5 separate regions of the Homo sapiens genome follow, and all the other regions are linked to region 3. A link is a loop called in an ENCODE intact Hi-C map of the cell type or tissue named here. Cell type or tissue: A673. All regions are shown on one strand. Region 1 has its middle 7.6 kb from the start of LINC02106. Region 2 has its middle 130 kb from the start of ITGA1. Region 3 overlaps ISL1-DT (ISL1 divergent transcript). Region 4 overlaps LOC105378959 (a long non-coding RNA gene). Region 5 holds the start of LINC02118 (long intergenic non-protein coding RNA 2118).

Region 1 (5,000 bases), 420 kb before region 3:
ACAATCTTTGCTGTGGTTTAAGTTATGAAATTCCTGACTCCCAGTTTCCTGACTGCAAAGTGGGCGTGGATGACTACTCCTAGCACCAAGCCATGTGAGGATTAAGTAGGACACTGTATCGAAATGCTTGCCCCATATAAATTGCTTCTTAATACATTTTATTTTCTTTCTCTCTTCAAGAACATTCCCAAAGGCATTGACACATTTTGAGAAATGTCTCCAAAACATCCTCACTAACATCTGCAAGTGTCAGAAATTCCTAATCGTAAAGTTCTATCTTTAGATGGAGACAAAATGCCTAGGAAGATTAGCTCAGTCTGACCAAGGACCGATGCTAAACAATAGCACATAGCAGATGATGTAAACATGGCGATGGGCACAGTTCTCCATTCTAATCACAAATAAGGTCTAACCTTATTTGAATTCCAATTTCATATTTCCTTCCTTCCTTCCTCTTTCTTTCTTTCATTCTTTCTTTCTTTCTTTCTCTTTTTTTTTTTTGGTGGAGTTCAGCTTTTTTGCCCAGGCTGGAGCACAGTGGCGGGAATCTCGGCTCACTGCAACCTCCACCTCCCAGGTTCAAGTGATTCTCCTGCCTCAGCCTCCCAAGTAGCTGGGACTGCAGGCACCTGCCACCACGCCCAGCTAATTTTCGTATTCTTAGTAGAGACAGGGTTTCACTATGTTGGCCAAGCTGGTCTCGAACTTCTGACCTCAGGTGATCCGCCCACCTCAGCCTCCCAAAGTGCTGGGAGAGAGACTTTGATTTCTCCGAATCCTTGTAAAAGAGATTCATCCCTTTCCAGTCAGTTGTGGGCAGGGAGAAGGCAGAGGTAATGGTGGTTAGATTGGTTGCATAGTGAAAATCTGGCTGCCCAGGTTCAGGTCTGTGGCAGGAGGTGGAGTTCTCATAGCAGGTGTCATGAAGTGGTCAGTTACCCCAACCTGTGTGTGCTACCACCACTACTATTGCTGTACACATGCCTGTACACACTCAAGCACATTCTCTTCTTTATGTCACATTATCATGTAAACTACCATAAAATGAAAGCAAATTATTTATGAACTCTTATTGTTTTGCTTAAACATCACAGATACATTTTTTTTAAGTAATCATAAAACAACATTTTTGGAACCAAGTTGCCAAGAATACTGTGAAAATCTCAAATACCAGCAAGACTTCAAAGCAAGTCCCTTAATCAAACTAGTGCTTATTTACTAGGAAAAAATGCAAAAGGCTGGGACGCATAGCCCAGATAAGCCAGTTCTGAAGTTGCTGTCATAAATGAGGTATGGGATGTGAACAGCTTCAGTGCTTGTGTCTTTGAAATGTTCATTCTCTCTGTAACCTTAAAAATAATTACCGCTTATGATTAAAAACTGTATTTTTCATATGATTGATACTTTATTTTACTAAAAGATATTAATATGAGTGTTGATGTAACCATCGAGCATCTAAGTGCTATATTGTGTTGTGATTCTTGATGAGAATTAACAAAGTGAAAACATCATGTTCTGTTGCTGTTTACAATTTTTTTCTGTTTCCTTTGAGATACTTCACCTTTAATTGGTGCCTTCCCAAAACACATTTTTCTGCTGATACCAATAATCACAGCCTCCTCTGCTAAAGTGTCTCGGTGATGCACATCTGGTTCTTGAGAACTGAAACCCAGAAAGGGTCTCAAATATTTCATGCTGAAGCCCCTCAAAGGGCAGTTAATCACAAGTATCTGCTCACCACTTAGCTGGAGTGGTAAAGCAGATGATGTAAAGATGGTGATGGGCACAGTTCTCCATTCTAACCACAAATAAGGCCTACCTTTATTTGAATTCCAATTTCATATTCCTTTTTTTTTTTTTTTTGAGATGGAATTCAGCTCTTTTGCCCAGGCTGGAGTGCAGTGGAAGAAAAATTCAGCGTTTTCTTCCCTTTTAAATATCAATTCATTTGCGGAGACAGTAGCAAAACTATCAAAAATACTATGCCTGAATTGCAGGACTGGTTGGATGAATGGAGCAGTAATGATAGGTTGCTTAATTTTATTTTAGTGTAAGTTTGTGCTATATTTCTCTAATGTTTATATGATTTTTTTTGGTACCAGACAAAAAATTCTGGATATGCCTTGACTATAGAAAAGGCCACATTTCAAAAATCTGGATTTATAATAATAATTCCTCTTTGAAAGGATGAATATAACATATAAAGCCTATATCTGCAAACTTTTTAGTAACATGTGTTTTCTCTAGTGCTTTAGGTTTACACATTCACTAAATCTAGAAGGTAACTTAAAATTATCCAATGGGTTCACTTCATTTGTGGAAGAGGAAATTGAGGCACAGCTTGATTAAAAGAATTGTCCAAAGTGAGTCAACCAACAACTTACTGCAATAAGAATCTGGTGTCCACCTTAGAGTGGTGGACTGCTATTACTTGCCCTCCTCACAATTATAATTTTATATTAATTCTATTTTTATCATTATTGATAACACTACATATATTTTACCCCAAGGAAAGAAGGAAGGAAACAAGAACCTAGTCTTAAAAATCTTAAAATTTCAAATACTGAAACTCAAATCACTTTTCCAATAACCTGAAAAAAAATATCTTTCAAATAATATCTCCCAAGTAGCCCAGGAAATAATGGTGGGCCTGTGGTTTTCTAGGTAAAATAAGTAAATATCAAATGATATATAAAAGTTAAATATTAAGCCAGTTAACTTTTTCACTTGCACTCTAACCAGGAAATTCTCAAATATTGGTTCTCTACAGTGATAGCATATTATATTATCTGGGAAAAGAAAAAATTGCCTAAGAATATCAGAATCCCTGAAGGTGGTCGTGTGTGTGTGTGTGTGTGTGTGTGTGTGTGTGTGTGTGTGTGTGTGTGTTTACTATTTCGGTTAGAATACTAGTGTGAACCGCGGTTGAGAACCGCTTTCCCAGTCTCAGCACTCAACCCTATCCCACTCTAATCCGCTGAGGGACAGCATCAGACCGCTCAAACTCAGAGGGCACGCCGAGAACCGCGTCCCTTCCCCTTGAAGCCACGAGGGGGCGCTCCTGCACCGGATTTGCTCATTGGCCGCCTCTCATCCCCCAAATTTAGAGACAACACCGCAGAAAAGGCTTTCGTTTGGAAGCCGGCAGAAAGAGAAAAGGCAGGGAATTGCCTTTGTATATCCGAGGGCCGACGGATAATTCGTGTAAACAACAATATCCCTCAAGATGAGCTCTTCGGAGCTTCCTACCCAGTGGCAGCTCCCCGTTTTCTCCTTTGGACTTGGAAAAACTTCACTTCCCGCAAGGAGAAAGTCGGGGGGCCGGCGGCTGGGTGGGATGGTTTATGGCTTTGGATCTTGAGCAGTTCACTGTTCAAATAAATCTTGGTGAGCCATAGAGAACAATCTCCACATTAATCTTGTGTAATTAGCGTTATAACCCTCGGCAGCCTAAGAAGCAGGAAAGACAAAGCTTTATGCAAATGTGGCTTCCCTGGCCTCCGCTCCTCCTCCGCCCGGGCCCCTTTCTCCCTGGGCCCCTCGATCTCGCGCCGCAGACTGCGAGCCTCTTTTTAATGGCACGGTACCTTAAAACCAGTGATAAGGTTCTTGACTTTAAAAATAAAAAATGAAAAAGGAGAAGCAGCGGCAACCGAAGGAGGGGAGAGACGTGTGCAAGCTGAGGCTATTAGAAGGATTTAGCTTCTGGGGAATTGGCACCTGCCTTTGGCAGCCAGCACTGTCCAGTTAAGGACGGAACCCAACACGTGGGGAGACTTAGGGACTGGGAAGTGGCGTTTTCTCCAACCAGCAGCTCTTGGGAGGTTGTGGGGGGGCGGGGGGGGGGGGGCGGTGCGGGGGCAAACCCGTGGCTGGGGCGCTTTTCTGGCAGAAAGGGGCAGTTCTCCCAGTTCGCCCCAGGGACTCCACTCTGCCTTCCAGACCCGCACATTTCCCAGTCAGGAGTCTTGAACCGAGCCCTCAGATGACAGTCTCTGCTAAGCCGAGACAAGGCCCCACAGGAGGAGGAGGGTGTGAGGAACCCCAACACACAAGTCTTCACTTGCAAAGGTTGGGGAGGGGGTTGAGGGAGAGGTGCCCGCAGAGGCCGAGGTGCGCGCACAGCCGCGCACACGCGCGGGCACCGACGCGAAGCCGAGAGGATGCAGATCCCCCGCCTGGCTCTGGATTATCTGCTCTGTGTTTACTGTTTCGGAGGGCTTTACGTGAAACGAATAAATTTTTACTTGCTCCCAGGGACCGGCTTGTTGTTTTATGGCATGTACTTATTTAAAAGCCTCTTTTGTCGGTGTTGAAATGGTCCAAGCTCCCAAACCCTGTGCCGGGCTATGAGCGTGGAACCAGCCGAACTGCAATGAGCATCACTGCAGCAGCAAAAGGCAGTGAAGAGAGGAGCCTTATTCTTTCCAGTACACACACACACGCACACGCACACGCACGCACTCACGCCCTGAATGCTTGCTTTTCTTTTTCACAAACCAGAACCTAATGTTTTTCATGTCTTACACAGGGGGCTAAGGGAATGTATTCTAGCGAATTATACCTGAAATACTGCAAGATTTGAAAATTTTCTACAGAAAGTGTATTCTGATTAAAAACAAACCTCAATACATATCTGTTTATCCCCCTTCCATGTGTATCCGCTTAGGGTTTATTCCTCCCTTTTCTGACTTCCCCACCCTCAAAAAGGTAAGCATAATGCCAGGCAAAAGCTAAGATTGGGCTCTTTTAACCCGTAATCGCTGTCGTCTCTACACTTTGTTTATGAAACGGAATAAGAATGGAGAGAGACTTAATTTAACAGCACAACCAGGCTGTATAAATACAATATTCATTTTTTAAAAGCGAAGTGGATTTGGTTTACTCTGAAGAACAGTAATTCAAACAGCACCTATCTGCTCCAGATAGAGTAGCTATGCACATCTATACAGGCAAGTTTGAAATTTAGAACAAGGCTTTGATTTATTCCCTTTCTATCA
Region 2 (5,000 bases), 1.3 Mb after region 3:
CTGAAGCATATCACCAATTTACATTTTTATACTACCAGAGAATCAGATAAGATTTCTTGACCTACTTCGATGGTGACCACTACCACTCTCTTCCCATCTAAACTGTTCCCATCCAAGCTGTTGTTTTTACCAACAGTTAAATCTGTGGCTTTGCCTTTTTCTTTTTTGTTTTTAATTACAATAATTATAGTTGAGCTAGTATTAGAGCTAAGCTGAAGATTTTGAAAGCTCTCAGAATTCTTATGATGCTGGCTGATTTAGAAGGAAAGAAGGAAGGAAGGAAGGGAGAAAAAGAGTTAAAAAGAAAGAGAAAGGAAGAAAGAAGAAAGAAAAAAGAAAGAAAGAAAGGGAAAGAAAGAAGGAAGGAAGGAAGAAAGAAGGAAGGAAGGAAGGAAGGAAGGAAGAAAGAAAGAAAGAAAGAAAGAAAGAAAGAAAGAAAGAAAGAAAGAAAAGAAAGAAAGAAAGAAGAAATGGAAAGAGAGAGAAAAGGAAAGAAGGAAGGGAGGGAGGGAGGGAGGGAAAGGAGGGAGGGAGGAAGAAAGGGAGTAAGTTGGTTGCATCAAAACAATTTAACAGAGTTTAGAAGCAATTTTTATTTTTCTAAGTTAATTCATCTTCCAACTTAGAATAATTAATGTCTATCATTTACCTTCATTAAAAAAGGGCAATGAGGAGCTATAGATAAAATATACACTATACTTCTATATACTCTTGGAATACTCCAACAAAGGTATGGTTTTATTCTCCATTCGCCATATATAACTTTTGTGTAATTTTATAAATATGAAGAAATGTATCAATGGTGTTTCTATGTTCTCAATGTGGGCAAGTGTCACTCCAGAGTTCCTTCATTTACAGATCTTCATTTTTTTACAGTGCTTTTTAAAAATGTGCATAAATGTATATCTTTATTTTAATAAAAATCATTTTCTTTAATGTTTTCTATGAGCAAACTTAATTGTAAGACATCTTACTATTTTGGTGCTATACAGGTCAATTTATACAAAAAACCTCTCACAGGAAACAAAAATTGAGATCATTTTTCATTTGAAAGAATCAGAATTTTAATTTTGAGTTTCTGTATAACTTAACTGATGTCATGTGCTAGCCAAGTGGCTCCTACATATTTCATTGTCAAATGTTTCCTTCTGAACCAAATTGGACCCTTCAAACACAAAGAAATCCACCATAGAAAAAAAAATCAATTTAAATAACACGGTGATGATGAATGTGTGAGTTCCAACTCTTCTTAGTAAGAACTGACACTCCCATGCTAATCGTACTGGAATGAAGTATGTGCAATGTACACCATCACAGGAAAACACATTTTCCCCTACTCAATAATCGTCTATACATTTCAAATGGCTTTAATCTTTTAAACAGATTTCCTCTTTCATGACTCTTTAAACTAAGATTATGTTTTCTAGCTAGCTAGCCTTCATTTCATTAAAAAATAAAATTGTTATTTAAAAAATAACCTTGCTTTTGAGGTTGTGTCACATACTACTCAAATTATGCCCAGGATTCACCAGCCAAAGTGCAAAATTTGAACTATAATTTATTTCTCTGTTTTATCCTCATAGATAGACCTGAAGGCTGAAGGAGAATCCACTATCCAAGAAGCATCAGTCCACATAGAAGGGGACCAAAATGTATTCAGAATTTTTCAGAAGACACGTGGTTAGGTGAAAAATGTATCAAGATAGGTAATCTTTAGCAGCTTGGAAACTGATGTGTGTGTATATACATACATAAAATCTTAAAACTGCTCTCCTTTCAAGTGAGAAAACTATTTCATTTGTTCTACTTGGAAGTCGCTAAAACAATACACCCAACTCCTTCCGCAGCATTTTAATAGAAAAAAACTTAACTATGAAGGTGAATACTGCCATCTTGTGGTTATTGTTAAAGTAACATGTTTTAACTGACAAATGTAATTCACAAAATCATAAGGAATATCACTGCCATTTATCGATTCTTTCCTGAGTCCCAGGCACCACATTAGGACTCTCCATATGCTATCTTATTTAATACTCAAAACAGGACAAAAAGGGATGTGCCACTTAAATCTCACAGTAAATTATGTAATTTTATAATATAAAAATAATTTAGTACATCTACAATCCCATTTTTTAACTTCACAGATAAGAATAACAGAAGTCCTCGTTGTTGAAGGGCTTATAGTCATTGACTAGTCATTTACCCTAATAGAGCTCACATCTCTTGGTTTCTACTATTGTGCTAAAATATTCCATGCCATTTTGTGTTATACTATTCTGTTATATGTGGACCTCTAATTTAAAACTATAGATGTTATTATTTTCAAGTTCTTTCTATAGAAATAAATAGTATTATTTATTTTTGGCAATTGAATATAGAGTTACAATTGCTCTCTTACTGGGGGGAGAAGGGTTTCATTTTTATTACCTAATGCTAGAACAGGCCAAAATGCTACTTTTGATTAGTCAAAGGTCACTGAAAAATATCCAGAAGAAAGAACAGATACAGCAGGTCTTCAGACTAATGACAAAGGTTCCAAAAAGAACATAGTAGGAAATTCCATGACTAGAAATATACATTATTAACAAGCTAATTTTATAAAAATAAGTAATCCAACCTCCATGCCATGGAGCTCATTTTACTGTATCATCTAATTCTAGCAAATCAGTAAGTGATGAGCGAGAGAGACAGAGAGAGAGAGAGAGATACTCATTACAGTCACATCTCCTTTAAAGAGAAAGTAACATTTTCTGGAACTGTTCCTTGTGAACATTTGTTAGATTTACTCTAAAGACTTCCCAGCAGATGCAGGAAGCAGAATAAGATATTACTTTACTGTGGGAAGTCCTCCATTTCATAGACCCCAATTATAGGTTACTGTTTTGGAGGCCTCTGCCTTAGATCATGGCAAGGAGCAAAGCCTGAATAAGGATTTCCATTTTTTAAAGCTTGCTTAAGCTTGGAAAAGATAAGATTGGTCAGATAAAGCCATTCATCATAATCATTGCTGTTTGGTTATTTCCAGCCTGTTGACAATGTGCAGATCCTATTTTGTGCAAGGAGTAGGAAACAATTGCTACCTTAGCCCTTGCCCGCGCCTTAACACACAACAGATCTACAGAAACTGAAGAGAACATGCTTCTATAAGCTGATATAAGCAGGAAGGATGGAGCTTTCTGACCTATTTTCGTATCATTATTAGGAATCCATACTTTTCACATTTAAATTAGTTTGAATAACATAAAATAAATATTTAAGTTAATAAAGGAATCAATAGGACTGTATGTTCTTACTGAAAGAAAAAGAGCAAGAATTATACGGTCACACCCTAATTCTTGCAAGCTAAGATTTGGTTTTTAAGTCAATCTAGTGTTAGAAAAGTATACCCTAATGAGCGTTTTAAAATTATTTTTAAAAATGAGTCTAAATATTGTTTAATCTTTTTATATGAAAAACACTTTGAACACCAGGGCAATTTCCAGCTGAGCAAAATATGATACCATTTTCAGATGTATGCAATACTATATACCATACTAAGATAGATTATTAGTTTGTTTTCATATTTTAAAAACAGACCAAATTTTTTTAAGTGGCCTTCATTCTTGCATATTTCAAATGCATAACTGAATGTCCAACTCTTCATACTATATACGAGATAAAAATTTTTCATCTTATAGCAAAAAAAAGTCATTTTATGACTTCTTAAATATCTTAAGTTATATCTAGAGACTAGCACTGCAAGTTAAAAGCTTGCCTTAGAAATCAGGTGTATTCTAGTACTCTTGGACAACAAGCAAAAGATCATGTGTGCTGCACAAATTAGCTGCTTCCTAGAGGGGGTGAGCAACTCAGTAACAAACTATACTAGGTATAATAGTCTTCACAGCCTGAAAGATCTCCTGAGGTCATATCTTCAACATCTGTATGCATGACTTAGCACATGAGCTATTGTTAAAATTGAGATACCAAGCTGGGATATGTACAATGACCAAATTAGCACACCACTGTTTCTTGCTATTGTTAAAATTCTACCAGGCTTTCTTCCTCACGAATTATGTTATTAACTCCTTCCACTAACGATAGCAATTGAATAAAACAGATACATAAGCAAACGGAATCAAATCCAAAAGTCCCATGTAGATTCAAGTTCTCTAAAATAATAGGATACCCATAGAAGACTCTGGAAATAGGCCTGGCACAGTGGTTTATGCCTGTAATCCCAGCAGTGTGGGAGGCCGAGGCTGGTGGATCACTTGAGGTCAAGAGTTCAAGACCAGCTTGGCCAACATGGGGAAACCCCGATTCTACTAAAAATAAAAAAATAAAAATAAAAAATAAAAATAATTTTAAAAAGCCAAGCATTGTGGCATATGCTTGTAATCCCAGCTACTTGGGAGGCTGAGGCAGGAGAATTGCTTGAACCCGGGAGGCGGAGTTTGCAATGAGCCGAGATGGCAGCACTGCACTCCAGCATGGGCAACAGAGTGAGACTCCGTCTCAAAAACAAAACAAAACAAAAAAACTTTGGAAGTAATATGCGACAGCAGTCAGGATTAGATTTATGAAGTTTCTATCCATTAAGAAGGTTATAGCTTTATATCCTCAAGAAACTTGAGGATTCTTAATCACCCTTAGGGGAGAAACAGAATGCTCCCCAATTCCTAATTCACTGTAGACTCTGAAAGAAGAATGAGATGTACAAAAGACTGTAATAGCTCTCTTAAGGGATCTTTCAAGGCCCTTCCAAGTAGAAATATAAACTCTATATGCCCAGCCCTGTAATGCTGACAGTGCTTGGGGCAGATTGGAGGCAAGGCAGGAAGTTACTTCACCGCACACATAGGACTGGAATGGCCTCAATGGAATATGGGGCCATTCACAGGATCCTCATTCAAGGAACACAAAAGTGTCCTCAGAAATATCACTCTTTCTCTTTGAAGGCCCTGAATTGCCAACATTCTAGATTCACTCATTTCACTTCAAAGCTGGAATGCTTTGAC
Region 3 (5,000 bases):
CTTGGAAAGAACATACACAACACAGCTTCTGAGCCCCAGAAGGACCTTAAGACAGGAGTTCCTGAGCCCTGAACAAGAGGCTACCTAGGGTAAAGCGATTGATCTCCGCGCGGTGCGGCTGAGAAGAGAAGGCGTTGTTGACCTTTCGGGGAGCAAGTTAATAACTCAGCCGAGTTGATGAAGTGACGTTCTTTCTGAAAGGGGTCGTCTCCTGGGCCCCTTTTCTCAGTCGGCATTTAGCAGGTAGGGAGGCAGGGCAAATTCTTCTCTCCACGTGAAGTCACAAAGAATTGATGAGTTTCAACAGCATGGATCTGAAGTCGTAGATAATTCTAAACACACCCGCGCCAGAGTTCACACTCTTGTTCATCTCTGCGGAGTTGGAGCAGACAGCGACCTTCAAAATTGTCCCTAAAATCTCTCTCGAACTGACCGGGCATTTACTGGGATTTGAGGGGTTTTTCTTCAGCTTCCAAACTACTGTTACATGCAGAATATACTGGTAGATGCCACCAATGATTGCCCACCTCTCTTTAAAAGTTGCCCCGTCCACGCACCATTCAGCTTACACTAAACTGTCCCGACATGCCTTAGCCGTCAGTTTAATTCATAAAGTAGCTGTAACTCTTGACATCACCTCCGCAGCCCACCCGAGGACTCCTTCCCAGGACACCTTATGAGGCTGTTTTCCGAGGGCTGAATTCTGAGACTTAAAGGAAGGTTACTTGAGGCATCCTGGTATATTTCCGGGCTTCCAACTCCCTCCCCTGCTTGGCTGGTAATTTTCTGCTGCTCCTCCTCCTCCCCCACTTGACCTCCTCCGAGGTACCTTCGCCTCCCCTCCCCCGCTCGTCCCCAGTAAATCTCCAGCGGGTGGGGGAAATCAATCCTTTGGCGCTAAAGCTAAACTCAGAGCTGCCCGTTGGACAGGATTGCAGTGGGGTAAATGGTGTCCGTCCTTTCAGAAAGAATGATCAACTACATGGAGGTAACTTGCTCTGGGTTTCCTGAGATCTCGGGCGGACCCGTCCGTGTTTTGCCAGATTCAGTGCAAATGTAGATTTCAGCTGAACCGGTCAGGACTTGAGAGATAGCTGTTTCACTCTCCGGACTGCAACCACTTCCGCGAGAATCTGATACATTTAATGAAAGCTTTGCCAAATGTACGGGTCAGCGCGTCCTTGGGCCACCACCACTTGGGTCAGCACACTGCACTCACTAGCGCCAACCTGGGCTCCACGCAGCAGAACTCGGTTAAAAATCGTCTGTTCCTGGTCACTTAGGAGTTCTAGGGGGCAGGGGGAAGCAAGAAAAAGGTTTCACTTGACACTGCCAGCCGCTTTTGATAAGTCATAGTAAATACTTTCAGAAGCACAATTTTAAAGGGAGAATACAAATTTCCGTCCTCGCTTGGCCGAACGCCTCCCTGCAATCAACTGCGGACCTTCGCATGCTCAGGACTGAACTGAGGTTTGTGGTTTCGCAGCTGCCCCGATGCCGGGAGCATGAAATTCTATCTCGGCTGAGAACCGAGCAACAGACCGCACAAGAACGGTGCCTTCTGGCCTGTCGTCTGCCAAGAAATACCAGGAAAGCTGGTGTCAGAAACAACTACCTGAACTCAGAAAGTAAGGCTAGGAAGCTCTGCGTGCAGAGAAAATTCTTGCTAATTCACCCAGACTGTTTTATCTGGTTAATAAAGCAATTGACACTCAACAAAACCACAATCGCAGCAGGAGTCCTAGGCATCAGAATAAGAATCACAACTAAAGGTTTGTTGTTGTTAACAACTGCCTTTATTATCATTGCTTAGTATTTTTTTAAGTAAAAGGAAAGAAAAAGAGAATCATTTCATACCCACTGGTATCTCTTCCTTTTCTCTGAAATTAGAGCACAGATTCTCCTGATTGTTCCTCAATAAGCCACCACCACCAACGGGAAGAGACGCAAATTGGTTCTAAACACCCACACCCCGTTCGCGGTGGAATATAAATGGTTAATCGTAACTCCCTTTAAACGCACATAATTTTATCTGACCCTTGGACATGATTAAAGATACTGAGGATTTATATAGCCTTATTCTACATCATTAGAGACTACACAGAAAAGATAAAAACGGGAAAGGGGATACATACGCATCTACTCAATATCCATTTTTAGAGGTAAATAAAATCTTCCTGTTTCATTTTGGCCCCCAAATTATATGATGTGGACATCAGAAAATATAAATCCTTCAGTTATACATATTTTTTCATCTGAATACCTTACTCAGTAAAACTGGCAGTGTAACTTATTCTACTCTTTCAAACCTGATTCTGATGTGAGCTAAACATATAGCATCATCTCCCTGGGAATAAATTCTCAAATTTATACCTCCATTGGAAAGCTGATCAAAGCCCCTCTTCCCTTCCCAGTCTTGGTTAGATGAGAAGGAATAAGCTGTCTTACTGTTTGTGATTTCCCAAAGAAACAACTTAAAATTCATTTATATCTGCCAGAGGTTATTGGGAGATAAATAAATGCTAAATGTGTAATTTTACCTTTCAATTGCAATTAAAACCTATTTAGATTTTTGAAATGTAGCTTGAGAGCATGATGTTTGTGCAGGAATCTGTATCTGACATTAAGTTTGATGTGGAATGTTTAAATGGTAACTAAAGCAGAGAAAGCAACAGTACACAAAAACACAAGTCTAAGAGCCCATCAGGAGGTTGGGTGTAACAGCCACATTTTGGAAGGTGTATACAAGGGCACATGGGCAGATGCCACAGACTCCAGAGGAACTTAAATTTCAGTATCCCTTTTATATTGAAAGACACTGTCAGATATATTGAGGCAGCCTGGAGGTGATGGGGACTACACTTAATAACTACTCATACTCCTCATTTTCTCAGTAAAGGAATCAAACCAGAGATTCACACTATTGCCGTTTTCAAGGATATATTTTTGACCTAACAATATACAAAGGTCAAAACGAGTCCTTTTTTGAGAGGAGAGGGTCTAATCCCCGCTTTGAACACAAGAGGTCGCTCCTGTGATCAAGTATTACGGATAAATTGCTCATCAGTTTTATGTATACAAAATTTTACAGATATATTTGATGCACTAAATCCACATACAGCAATCAGCTGAGGAAATCATAATAATCCATGATCAATTTAGAACTTCAAGGTAAAGTAAAACTACAAAGCCTGCTATTCTAACTTGGATTTTAATGCAAAATGTGTCATGATACATGCACTGAACTTCAGAGCATGTCCATCATGGTGGGGTCCCTCAAACGTCTCCTTTTAATGCTGGTATCTTCACCATGCGTCTTGCTTCTATCAGTTTAGGAACTTATTAAGAAAATACTTGTTTACAACAATGGTGCAGAATGAAAAGAGGAAAATGTTGTCTTCACCATTAAGGTGAAATTGTCTATTACTAAAGGTTTCCCCCAAGCCGCATGCAAGCTTTTCTACTTGGAAGTGCTATCATCTGCAATAATTCTTTGTAATAGCTTATTGGTTTAGGGAGTTAAAATACCACACTGTGGGTGGGAGGTGGGGGCTGGTTTGAAGGAGGATGGATAGTGAGGGTGCTTTGTGGATCTCAAATGTAAGTCATCAGGCTTCTGGTGGCTTCTGGTGTTTAATTCCATCTTATAAAAGTGGCATGATGGAATATGACTAGGTAAAACTCTATTTTCTGGCATTGTGGTGGTATCTTTTTTTTTTTTTTTTTTTACTAGGGTCAACATGTTTATCTCTATGGGAAACACACACAAATACTAGGAAGATTTGCTTCGTATTGAGATTAACAGCATCAGCTTTGCAAAAGCAGCCTGACAAAAGGCTCCATACATCTAATACCAGAGACTAGAAACAGACCAAAAAAAAAAAAAAAAAAAAACACACACCACACAACTGGTAAACTTATCAACCTAGGTCTATCCAACTTTCGCTTTCATACACGCGCTCTAAAACAACTTATAATAAAAATGGAAGGGAAGACAGATCCAATTTGAAATCCTCCTTGAGAAAAAACAAATCAAAACTAGTTCCTGGGGAAGAAAGCCTCAGCTAGGTCAGGAGGAAACTTACGCATCTTTGATTCCCTTTCCGCTTTGGAGAGGCATTACCCGTTCAAGCCCAGCCAATGCGGCCGGCCAGGATTTACAGCTCTTATCAAGGGTTAGATTTTGCGAAAGATATAAAGAAAGGAGTTTCCTAACACACCGGGTCTTCTCACAGCAACAAGACACCGAAATTAAGCCTTCTATGGTTTGTGTCTGTAGGACTTTTTAGATAAAACTGGCAGCCCCATTAGATAAGAAATGGCTTTTTAGAAGCTTTGGGGGAAGCGCGGGGGTTCTTCGTGGCCTTCCTGTGACTGTCTTTGGGAGACCGTAACAGATGATGGGAACATGTAAGAATGATTGAAGAAGGTTACCGGCGAGTTGCACCTAACAGTCTTCTCTCTCCAAGTAGTTTCTCGAGAGAAAATTATATATTAACGCCTGGGGACGTGAAATAGGTCTTTCACTGTTCTGTAATAAATCCCTCCCTACTCGCGCCCTTAGACTAATGCATTTTTAAAAAATCTCCACAAAGTCATGGAGACTTGTCCTTATAATTACCAAAATACCACAGCTAGTTGCACAAGTTTGCTTAAAAACAAAGGGCAGGAGACCAGCAGTGAGAAGAATTGAACAGTATATAAAAATCTTACAAACTTTAGACTACTGAAAGATCATTTCGCTCTTTGGCTTCGGGTTAGTGAGCTTCAATTCTAGAGTTAAACTGAGAAGCAGACCTCGCGGGTCTGAAAGACAAAAAGTCAGTCCGCGGAGTCAACTTCGGTTTACCGGTGCGTTCCAACCTGATTGTCCCAACAGCAAGAAGCGCCCCTTTCCTCCCACCCAACGTTTTTAGATATCTGAGGTTGGGGGAGACGGAGTAATGGTGTAGCAGTCAGGAAACAGTTCCTCTGGGTTTAATCATCCCATTCCCGATTCT
Region 4 (5,000 bases), 580 kb after region 3:
AATTAATTATGAAATGTATCATTATTACATGACTTACATATCCTTTGGGTCAATTAATATCCTCCCTATGACAAACCCTATTATGCTGTTAGCATAAACCATTTCTAGTTACAGTTTCCTCCCTCAGCTGTGTTTTGAAAAGGTTTTAAGCTTTTGCCGACAGGACTCTAGGCAAAATGTCATTTTCGCTAAAATTTAATAAGATTTCAATATTTTACTCTGTTTTTCCATTTCTCTCGGAAGCTGTCAAAGTAAACCACATTGGCCTTGTTTTAGTGAAGAAACACAAAGTCTGTGGCTTAGTTATAGGAAAATGAAGCCATTTAATGAAAATGGAAATTGATTTATTTACCCCCTAAGCGGAAGTTTAATTTCTGATGTGCCTGCTGAAAGTGAAAATTTTTCCCACACTGCTCTACGTCATTCATGTAGAAACTTTAAGATTCTTTAAAAGTATCTACAAAATTAGGTGAAGGGTAAAATTATGAATTTCCCACTTGGAAGAAAGTGGCTTAAATTCTATCCAATTATTTGCCATGACAACCAGCTAAACACAAAAGGGCCAGAATGGATGTAGAGTACTGCCTCTATAATCATCACTGTATGTCCTTCAAATCATGGATATGCAGCACCACTATCCTGGGCTACTTCAGGGCCATAAGCCTACATGGTAATTACATGCTTTGGAACACTCCACTTAAGTGCATCAATAATATAGTGAGTGAACATGTTCTTTAATTCTGCACCTGTAAATGGAGGGAAAAATAAAGAAAATATCTCTATCAAAAAAAGGAAGAAAAATAAATTAGACAGCCAAATTATTTTAAGCCGCTTTGTGAGGTCTCTGTCTAAAACTCAGATGGTTAGTAATCGAAGCTTCTCCATAAATATAATCAAATGACAAAATATCTCTGCTTAAATGACTGCAAAGTTTAGGACATAAAAAAACAAAAGATGCAAAACAAGCCAAAAATATCTAATTAAACTTGATATTTTATCTTTAATACACTCATTTCAACTGTGCATTACAATATTTCAGGGCTACTTTTCTTTCCATTGCCATGTCTCTATATAACTTCTATTAATGGAATTTCAAAGATAACACCTACTGATCCAGGACTTCAACACAAAGGAAGAGTTAACACATCATGGCATTACAAAACTGTAGTGCTCTGCATGGTATTTCAGAATAAGGCATGTGTTTGTGTGTGTGTGTGTGTGTGTGTGTTTCATTTTATAGACTTGAAATCCATATTTTTCTCTGAAGTGCAAAGTTAATACAGTTAATTCAACAGAGAAGAAGTAACTCAATGGAACCTCAGGGAGAATAAGTGATTGGTATAAAACTGTAAGACCTTCCTCCCACCTATATATTTCAATAAAACAAAATGGCTAATTTTTTAAAATCATAAATTTATCCTAAAAGTAAAATATTTCTGAATGGCTAATTTTCTACAGTCTTATGGAATTTCAGAGGAATTCTTATGAAAAATAGGCACACATAATTTATAATAAAGTTACATTTTACCATTGGAAACAAACCACGTTTTTTTAGTGGATCCATCCTAAGTTTTTCACTTGACAAAACAAGAAAAAAAAAAAGATGCGGTCTGTATAGATATGCATATTTCTTATGCCAATTAACTAAGACTTTTTAACGAATTAATGTGAAATATGCCTTTGTATATTGACTCCAAGATACAAGTGTTATTTACATTAGAAAATCTTGCCATAATTTCAGAAAATCCCATAAAACTCAGGAAAATCACATATGTAATGTTCCACAAACCACAAAGGAAACAGAAGGGATGTCCTAAATAATCAGAGCAGAATGTTGTGGTTTTCAAAAAAATAGTTATTTCAGATTGAAGTTGTATTTGTTTTTTCTTGTCATTTGACATTTGTAATTAATGGATGTACATGTGATTTACTAACTTAATATTTAATACATGAGTATGATCTTGTGTTCTGTTAATTTCCACACATTTTACTTTTACAGATAATCATATGCCTCAAATGTTGCTTTTATGACCAAGAGCATTGAGTTTTCCCATTATTTAATCAATATACAATTTTTCTAATAGTAAATATATTTTTTGAAAAAATGCAATTGTATTTACCATATGGAAATTGTTAAAATAATGAAATCCATTATATTTTCAAAGCTGCACATAGAAACTTTACCAAGAAGTTGCAAGCAGCAGTTATTAGAATTACGTATTTAATATTAACTATTTCTTTATGCCATCTCTTGGACTTCTGAAGAATTTTACTGGTCAGGCAGTAGATTTTGAAATTTGCATGCAACTCTTATTGTATAGATATCCTGCTATTATAAAAGTATTCTACTATATACAAAAGCTAATGTTTTAAAGTTTAAGACTGATCTCCAAATACAAATTATGTTAATTTGCAAAGAACTATCAGCATACAAAATCTGAGATGAAACACTGGTTATTTTTTGAAGGAAATACAGATAATCGTTTGAAAGTTGAATCTTATTAGTCTTTATAGTTTTTCTCTTTCTGACAGAGATGCATAAGCATGCCAATTGTTTACAACTATGTAAAATGTATTAGTATATTGCTGGGGCTTGGCTTATAAATGTAGTGTGGAGAGAATATTACAATTGAATTTCAAGCGCCTAAGAAGGATTTATGATAGAGGTTTTTGGCAGAACTTTTCTAAATTACAGTAATGACTCACTTGGAGTATCTTATTAATGGTACAGACAACAAGAAACAGAAGTGGAAATGTTTAAGTCTGAGTGTCCAAATGACCCCACATCTGCTTTTTGCTTTGTGTTTTATTTTGTTTCGTTTGACTTTGTCTTCTTGATTAGATGGTAATTGATAATATCAAAGCAAGACAACTTTAAAAACTTAGATCACTTAATTGGCCTGCATCTGTGATCTCAGTGAAAATCTTAGCAAGAATGTCACCTTTGAACAGACAACTGAGTACAGGATATTAATCAGACATACAAACTATCTCTTGGTGTCATCTAGTGGTTGTGTTTCATCACTGCATAAAAGAAATGCCTTATTGGTTTTCTGAGTAAAGATTGTTTTATTACATTTGTTTCTGAGTGACTTGAGTAAAAGAAGCTGCCATTTTTAACAGACAAGAGAAGGTTAGTAGCAATCAAGCCTTTCTGGGCTCTTCACCCTGGCCCTTTACAGCGCTTCTTATAAGGTCAAGACACATCGATGGAAAGCTCAGTTATCGTACACTGGTGTGAAGGTGCTGTCTGCTGCCCTATTTAGGCTGCATGACTGAGTGACTGGGTGTTCTTAAGGGACATCCACAGCCAATACACAAGGTATTTTCTCTCAGCTGGCTGAGCAGCACTAAGGGGATTCTGACAGACTGAGCTGACATGCTAACAATCTGATTGCAGACGGCAATGGTAGGAGCCTCCAAGGGAGAGAGAAGAGTCCCCTGACCCTCCTGTCATCTACTCTTTCAATCTCTAGCCTAGGATAGGAACACTGCACAACTATCACAGGAAAAGGTGACATAGTGAAAATAACTTATCCACAAATGTGCTGAAATGTCATCTCTAATGTTATAGTTCCTTTAAGACGAACTATAATTTCTAATATAACTTTTCAGTTTTGAAAGGAAAGGGCACCAAGGCTGGGTTGACAGAAATAAATTATCCAGATAATTAAGGCTAACTACTCCACTTTCTCCTACTCGCCGGCCCACGTGCAGACAATAATGGGCTCAATTATTTATAATTCCGATTTTTTTTCCCTTTCAAAAAGGGATTTTCTATAAAACCGGTATTTGAAACTCTCAAAATTATTATCATTAGGAAACAGATTATTAACAAAATACAATCAGGAAATGTATGAATTTTCAGTGATCATAGTTTGTGTTATGTCCAATGTAACAAAGACAAGTCATAATTAAAAACATGGTAAAAATGAACTTGATGTTTTATTCTAATTTTTTCATAATTACTTGATATTTTTAGTCAAAATCTGTGGGTTTAAAATATGATCTTCATAGATTTATCAATCTTAAGCAAGATATTCCTCTACATACTTACAGAAACTCATTTTATATTACAAAGTGAACAGTTCTTTTGTTATTGAATTTGCATGATGATGATGATTATTTTTTTAGACAGTCTCACTGTGTTGTCCGGGCTGGAGTGCAGTGGTGTGATTTCAGTTCACTGCAAACTCAACTACCCAGGTTCTGGTGATTGTCCCACCTCAGCCTCCCTAGTAGCTGGGACTACAGGTGTGCACCACCATGCCTGGCTAATTTTTATATCTTTTGTAGAGATGGGATTTCATCATGTTGTCCAGGTTGGTTTCAAACTCCTAGGCTCAAGCCAGCCACCCACTTTGGCCTCCCAAAGTGCCAAAATTGCAGACATGAGCCACTATGCCTGGCCTGAATTTGCATTAGTTTTAATGTTTACTTTCTTTTATCTATAGGTCTTTAATTTCCAGATGTCTTATACACAAGCATAAATTGAGAAAAAGAATTGAATGAAACAAGAATAGGTGTACATTTCCTAAAATTTCTCTTTGCTTTTGTTACAAAAGAATTTGCTATTGCTATTGTTCTTGAAATGAGAACACATGTAGTACACAAGTACATATATAGATGTCTATAAGATATATGTGTATATGCATATACACATATATAAATACATATACATATATAGATATATATGCACAACTATATATGTGTATATATATTATTCAACAGAAATACTATCAATTTACACACATATTAATTCAAAATATATATGATCAATTAGTCCTCTGTAAATCCCCTCAAAACATATTACCTTTCTTCTAAAATCAATCACCATATTAGATCATTTAATTTCATATTTTGTGTGAGAAAGAACCAAGTTTGGTGTAACGTGGCTCTAATTCTGATTGTTAGCTGTACATTATTTCATCTTATACAGCAATTAATTGAGAATAATGAATACTTACATGGTGGCATATGTATTTGTAGCATTCATAAAC
Region 5 (5,000 bases), 630 kb after region 3:
ATATAGTGCTAACTTTTTTCATTGAAATTGTTCAATACCCTAGTTACATTTACTTATGATTATCATTGTGTAAGAATCATAAGTAAAAAAGGAGATTACTTAACTAATATAAAATTTATGAAAAAGGACTTTATTCCTAGTTTAAGGAAAATAATTTTTTTTTTCATTTTTGTGTCCAAGAGCTTTTAAGAGTGTTCATGAAGTAGGAATTGTAATGCCTACTTGACTGGCTGGCTGTGAATAAGATATGTGATGATATGTGAAAACTACCACCAATATGCCTAGAAAATTTAGGTGATCAATAAATACTTATTTCTCCACCTCATCTCCACTATGTCCCCTTCCTTCCACCTTACTTTTCTAATCTGCCTCTTATTTGGACCATTTGAGGTTAGTATTTTACAAGACATATTACTTGGTGATTTTCAAATATCCTTATTGTCTACCTTTAATTGCTTAAAGTGTTTCATCTTAAGCAAGCTATACATTTGACTATTTTACATAAATAAATATTGTTTTTTAAGTCCTGTATTCCAAATGCCCCTGGGTCATTTGAACTATACCAGATCACACATAGTTCTCCAAATACGACATAAACTTTGACGATGTGCTTCTGATCATTCTGCTTATATTTCCTGGTATGTCATTAATTGCTCTATTGCTTTGGTATTCAAAGTATTTGAAAATATCTTATTTTTGACATTTATAGTACATTCAAATAACTTTTACTCTCTGATAAATAATGACCTTTTTCAGAACAGGGATCATGTTACTTTCAACTTTGTATCTTGGGTGCATAACACAGAACCTGGTCTTTATTAGGAATGCAATAATGGATTGTTGAGTAAATGAGTAAATTAGACCACCAACTATTAACCAAATATAGAAATCAATGAGAGCTGTGAAGCCATGCACCAACAAAGTAGGTTTAAACCTTTGATTAATGTCCTGATGTATGAAGGATGGGATTTAGATACTCAACATACAGCAAAAGTGTACCCAAGATGGTGTGGTACTATCCCCAACTCCTCTCTTTTACCCCTTCTAATCAGGAATCATACCACAATGCAGGTGAGTAAGAGTTATGATCTTTAGAAATAAACCATGAATATGTATTTTAAAAAATAAGAAAATCATTTCTAAATTTTTTGTAATTCCTTCAGAGGTATGCTTCTAAAAGGAAATGATTATGAAGGAAATTGTCTCTATAATGGTTAAATGCACTACTGTTTTTTACATGAGGAAATATTTTTGTTTAAGCACAAGACAGAGTGGCATTACATTTCCTGGAATTTATTATTAGTCAATAATAAACTGACTTTGCCAGTAATGTTATCTTTCATTCTTGGAAATTCACAATGAATGTTGAATGTTGAAGTATCTGAAAAGTCTTGCAGTTGAGATACAGCTTGGTAGGGATCTGAAAAGCATATGTATTAGCTACATACCAATTATAATCATTTTTTACCTAAGAAAGTCCTGAAGTTTAACTTGTCTACACTTTCAGTTAAACCTTTGATTTTCTAATATTGATCTAGAAAATGATTTACTAGAAGATTCTCAATTATAGAGGAGTCCAGCTTTCACCCAGAGGAGGAGAATGTAGAAGCTGGCTCCATATTAGGAAAGCATTTTATTAGTTTGAGATAATTTTAGTGCCCAGGTATATACTTCCATAGTATATTTTGTCTATACATGCATTACATTTATTTACTGTCCTAACAGAGGAGAGTTGAGCAGAATATATGACTTAATAGTACTTATCATCTATCTTATAGTACTAAGTTTAATTCCTTTTTATAGTGTTAGGATTGATTAAGTTACATTAAGCTATCAAACAAGTCCAAAATCTCAGTGGCCTAAAACAATAAAGATCTATTTTTGGACCATGCTACATATCTGTTCTGGTAAACTAGGGATTTTCTTCCACTTTGACTTCACCAAATGATTGAGGCTGATGAAGAAGCCACAGTTTGGAAACTATCATTTTGACAATTCCATGTTTCTGCTTGGAAGTGACATAGATCACTCTCACACTTGTTTCTTTGCTAAAGTAAGTCACACACACATATGACATCAAGGGAACAGGGAAACACACATTTCTCTTTTACTCAGAAGTTAAGAAGAACCTAATATTACCTAACAGTAGTAATGCTACCATATTAGTCCATATTTATGAGACTATATGCCAAATTAGAAAATAATTACTTAAAATAAAATAATAGATTTATTTAAAAACAAAACAAACAAAAAAACATGAGAAGACCAAAGACTGCACCTAGCCTATGCTGTGGTTGTTTGGAAGAATGACATTAAAATCCCAGAATGACAGCAGTAACCATTATATTACACATCACTTAGAAGATTTTACAACAAAAATCTAGTATCACAGCATAGCAAATATTCCTATAAACTTTCTCTCCACAGATAAGGCATTCTGATTGCTTTGCATTTCCCCATAAAATCTATTTTTCAAACTTTGCACTGAGAAACACTTGTTATTTTGCAAAAGCCTTTACAAAACCTTCAACTTACAATTCCTTAATTGATGGGATAGATATAGCGGAGAGTCACATGTAGTCCACAGAATCATTTAAATTTTCTGCCTTAAACATATTGCAAGGGTGATAACATTTTACAGGTTCTCATTAACTGTCTTGATAGTGTTATAAATTGATGTTTGGCAAAGAGCAGTTTCTAATATACACGAATAATTTGAGAAGGATAGTGGAGATGGTATACTTATATCGCTGTACATATATAACTCATGAAAAGGAAAGATAAGGCCCAAAGAATGCCTGATTTAGTTTGGTGATGCAAGGTAAATCCACTAAGATTTGGTTTACTAAGAGCATGGAAAGTATTCTAATATACAAAGAGGTTTGTTCTTTTGTTGAAGTTTTGAACTTTTAGAGACAGAATCCTTGGTGTTAATTTAGACAAGCTGCACATCCCAAACCTGCACTAGGACCTTGGTTAGCTGCATATTCTGGGGGAAGATTGCCACCTACTGGAATACCAGCAGCATTCCCTCAGGTTTTATGGTCGATGTAAATATGGCTCCTTTAAAATAACATACCTTCCCACATTTATTTCAACGCAAACTCCTAGATATGAAATTAGTGTATTCTTCCTCTGAAGTAAGCTCAATATGACCTGCTCCAACCGTCAGCTGCTAATCCTCCCTGTTCCAGGTATCAATCCTACAGTTCTTTGGGGGTATGATAGACGAAGTTCTGGTTTTCTTAATTGCCAGGTAGGCATCAGTTGATATCCTGCCGCAATCAAACCCAGCTATTACCTAATAGATAACCACTCTAAAAGAAAAAAAAGTAGCATGATATTTAAAAAATTTGAATGCTTGGAGCAGTTTTACTGTCTAAAAAGTGTTCACCTTTGAAATATGTTTTTGACCACATATTACAAGTTTGTGAACAAGAAAAATAATACTACAATTTAAAATGTATTCATATAAGCAGCAAAACTGTTGGTGATTCGTCTAGGCAAATGGCATACAGCCAAAATTATACTTTTCCATTCTGTTGTCACAGTGTGGACTTTTGTAACATAGCAAGGGATTTCAATGCCATCTTTTGAGTATTGAATGAAGGGTGAATTTGAGACCACTTACAACTCCATCATCAATTTTAAAGGTAAAGTTGTTATAAATGTTATTGGGTTGATAAAACTTAATGGTTTGAGCAGATGAGCATACGGAAAGGTGAGAAGAGGATTTAAAGACACAGAACAGCAGCATGAGGAAGAGTGCCAACTGGAGGAGTAGATCCATAATAAGAGAGGTGACTGATAAGAGAAAATGGGATAGGAGTAAGGGATTAAGGATAGCTATTGGAAATGAAGGTAAAAAGCTGAGATAGTGTCTATGGAGGAGGCAATGTGATATAGAAAGAACAAAAAAGCCAAATCAAAACTTTGGAATTGCATAGACCTGGGTCATCAGCAGGTCTGCTTCAACTGCTACAAGCTGAGAATAACAATTTCCCCATACTTTTTACTTCTATTAAGTTAGAGAGTATCTATGAAACACTGAAGCTCTTGAAATATAGAGTAAACATTTTTCATTTCAGTAAAGAGTTTAAAAGAAAAATACAAAATTAATAAAGATGAAAAGGAAGGTCAATACAAAAGAACTTCAGAAAGAAGAGCTGAGATGAAAAGAATTAAAATAGCAATAGCGATAAGAAAAATCAGATCTTGATGAGAAAATTGATGGGGTAATAAAAACAGTAATTGTTCAACACGATGCCCATATTATCAAAAGAAAGTAAAATATGCAGGCAGACAACATTTGCATTGGCCAAACCACACCAAATAAACAATTTAGCTATTCGCATGACTTTCTATCCACGTGAAAGAAATTTCCATTTATCAGCTGTAAATTTTTAACTCACTTCTCTTTGAGCTACACTTTCACTTTTCAACAACTTTCTGGACGTTTTGGTTTAAATGCCTCACCAAAATCTTCAACTCCAAATGTCAATAATGAAATTTTGTTGTCTTCATTATTAAATTTGACCCTCTCTCCCTGATTCTTTTACTTGATAATTAGCATCACAATTCTCCCAGGACAGTGGCCACTTAATTTAGTACTTCTACTTTTCCTCTTTCTCTCTCTTCACCTTTCCCATGTGGAAAACCACATACCATATTTATGGTAGTGATAATGATGAAAACTAGAATATATATATTATTTTAGAATTTATCCAACATTATTTAAACTTTTTCTAAAGATTCTTCTGCTGAATCTATCTCTCTATATCTGTTTGAATTTTTTCCCTTAAATTATATGCTTCTTAACATGTCAAGACCTTCCATGATCTTATACAACTTGGTTTTTAGATTAATTTTCTTTATATCTTCCCAATATCCTGTTCCAACCTGTTTTTTCTCCAAGATAACTGGTTTTGTCTTTCTCCCTGGGTATTGAAAGCCCATTCATATTTCAAGACCCTGATTTGATGCTATTTTCTCTATGATCA

Evidence for each region. A loop is a pair of places that touch in the nucleus more often than their neighbours do. Peaks named below come from ENCODE experiments on the same cell type or tissue, not always from the same donor. Only the 100,000 strongest peaks of a DNase experiment are listed, where the experiment ranks them.
Region 1: a loop joins it to region 3, with 7 times the contacts of the local background. A loop is called at or near these places in 23 of 110 quality-filtered maps.
Region 2: it touches region 3 in a loop (4-fold over the local background); 7 of 110 quality-filtered maps call a loop at or near these places.
Region 4: a loop joins it to region 3, with 8 times the contacts of the local background. A loop is called at or near these places in 11 of 110 quality-filtered maps.
Region 5: it touches region 3 in a loop (5-fold over the local background); 14 of 110 quality-filtered maps call a loop at or near these places.

The regions. Positions count from the first base shown.
Region 1 is chr5:50,960,063-50,965,062 of GRCh38, forward strand. No RefSeq gene overlaps it. Among named protein-coding and RNA genes, the nearest start is that of LINC02106, 7.6 kb to the right of the region's middle. RefSeq lists an enhancer at 3,042-3,579. In A673, a CTCF peak has its summit at 3,045 (motif pointing right); a DNase peak (open chromatin) is centred at 3,039; H3K4me3 peaks cover 1,546 bases; H3K27ac peaks cover 485 bases.
Region 2 is chr5:52,655,496-52,660,495 of GRCh38, forward strand. No RefSeq gene overlaps it. Among named protein-coding and RNA genes, the nearest start is that of ITGA1, 130 kb to the right of the region's middle. In A673, a CTCF peak has its summit at 1,880 (motif pointing left); a DNase peak (open chromatin) is centred at 1,856; H3K4me3 peaks cover 700 bases; H3K27ac peaks cover 993 bases.
Region 3 is chr5:51,377,788-51,382,787 of GRCh38, forward strand. ISL1-DT (ISL1 divergent transcript) reads right to left here. Exons shown (of 2, transcript NR_046243.1): 2 at 1-1,288. Among named protein-coding and RNA genes, the nearest start is that of ISL1-DT, 3.0 kb to the right of the region's middle. In A673, a CTCF peak has its summit at 3,001 (motif pointing right); a DNase peak (open chromatin) is centred at 3,024; H3K4me3 peaks cover 1,704 bases; H3K27ac peaks cover 1,032 bases.
Region 4 is chr5:51,958,034-51,963,033 of GRCh38, forward strand. It overlaps LOC105378959 (a long non-coding RNA gene), which reads right to left. Exons shown (of 3, transcript XR_948315.2): 2 at 4,968-5,000. Among named protein-coding and RNA genes, the nearest start is that of LINC02118, 47 kb to the right of the region's middle. In A673, a CTCF peak has its summit at 3,016 (motif pointing left); a DNase peak (open chromatin) is centred at 3,008.
Region 5 is chr5:52,004,426-52,009,425 of GRCh38, forward strand. LINC02118 (long intergenic non-protein coding RNA 2118) reads left to right here and starts at 3,606. Exons shown (of 4, transcript NR_147166.1): 1 at 3,606-3,653. In A673, a CTCF peak has its summit at 3,017 (motif pointing left); a DNase peak (open chromatin) is centred at 2,996.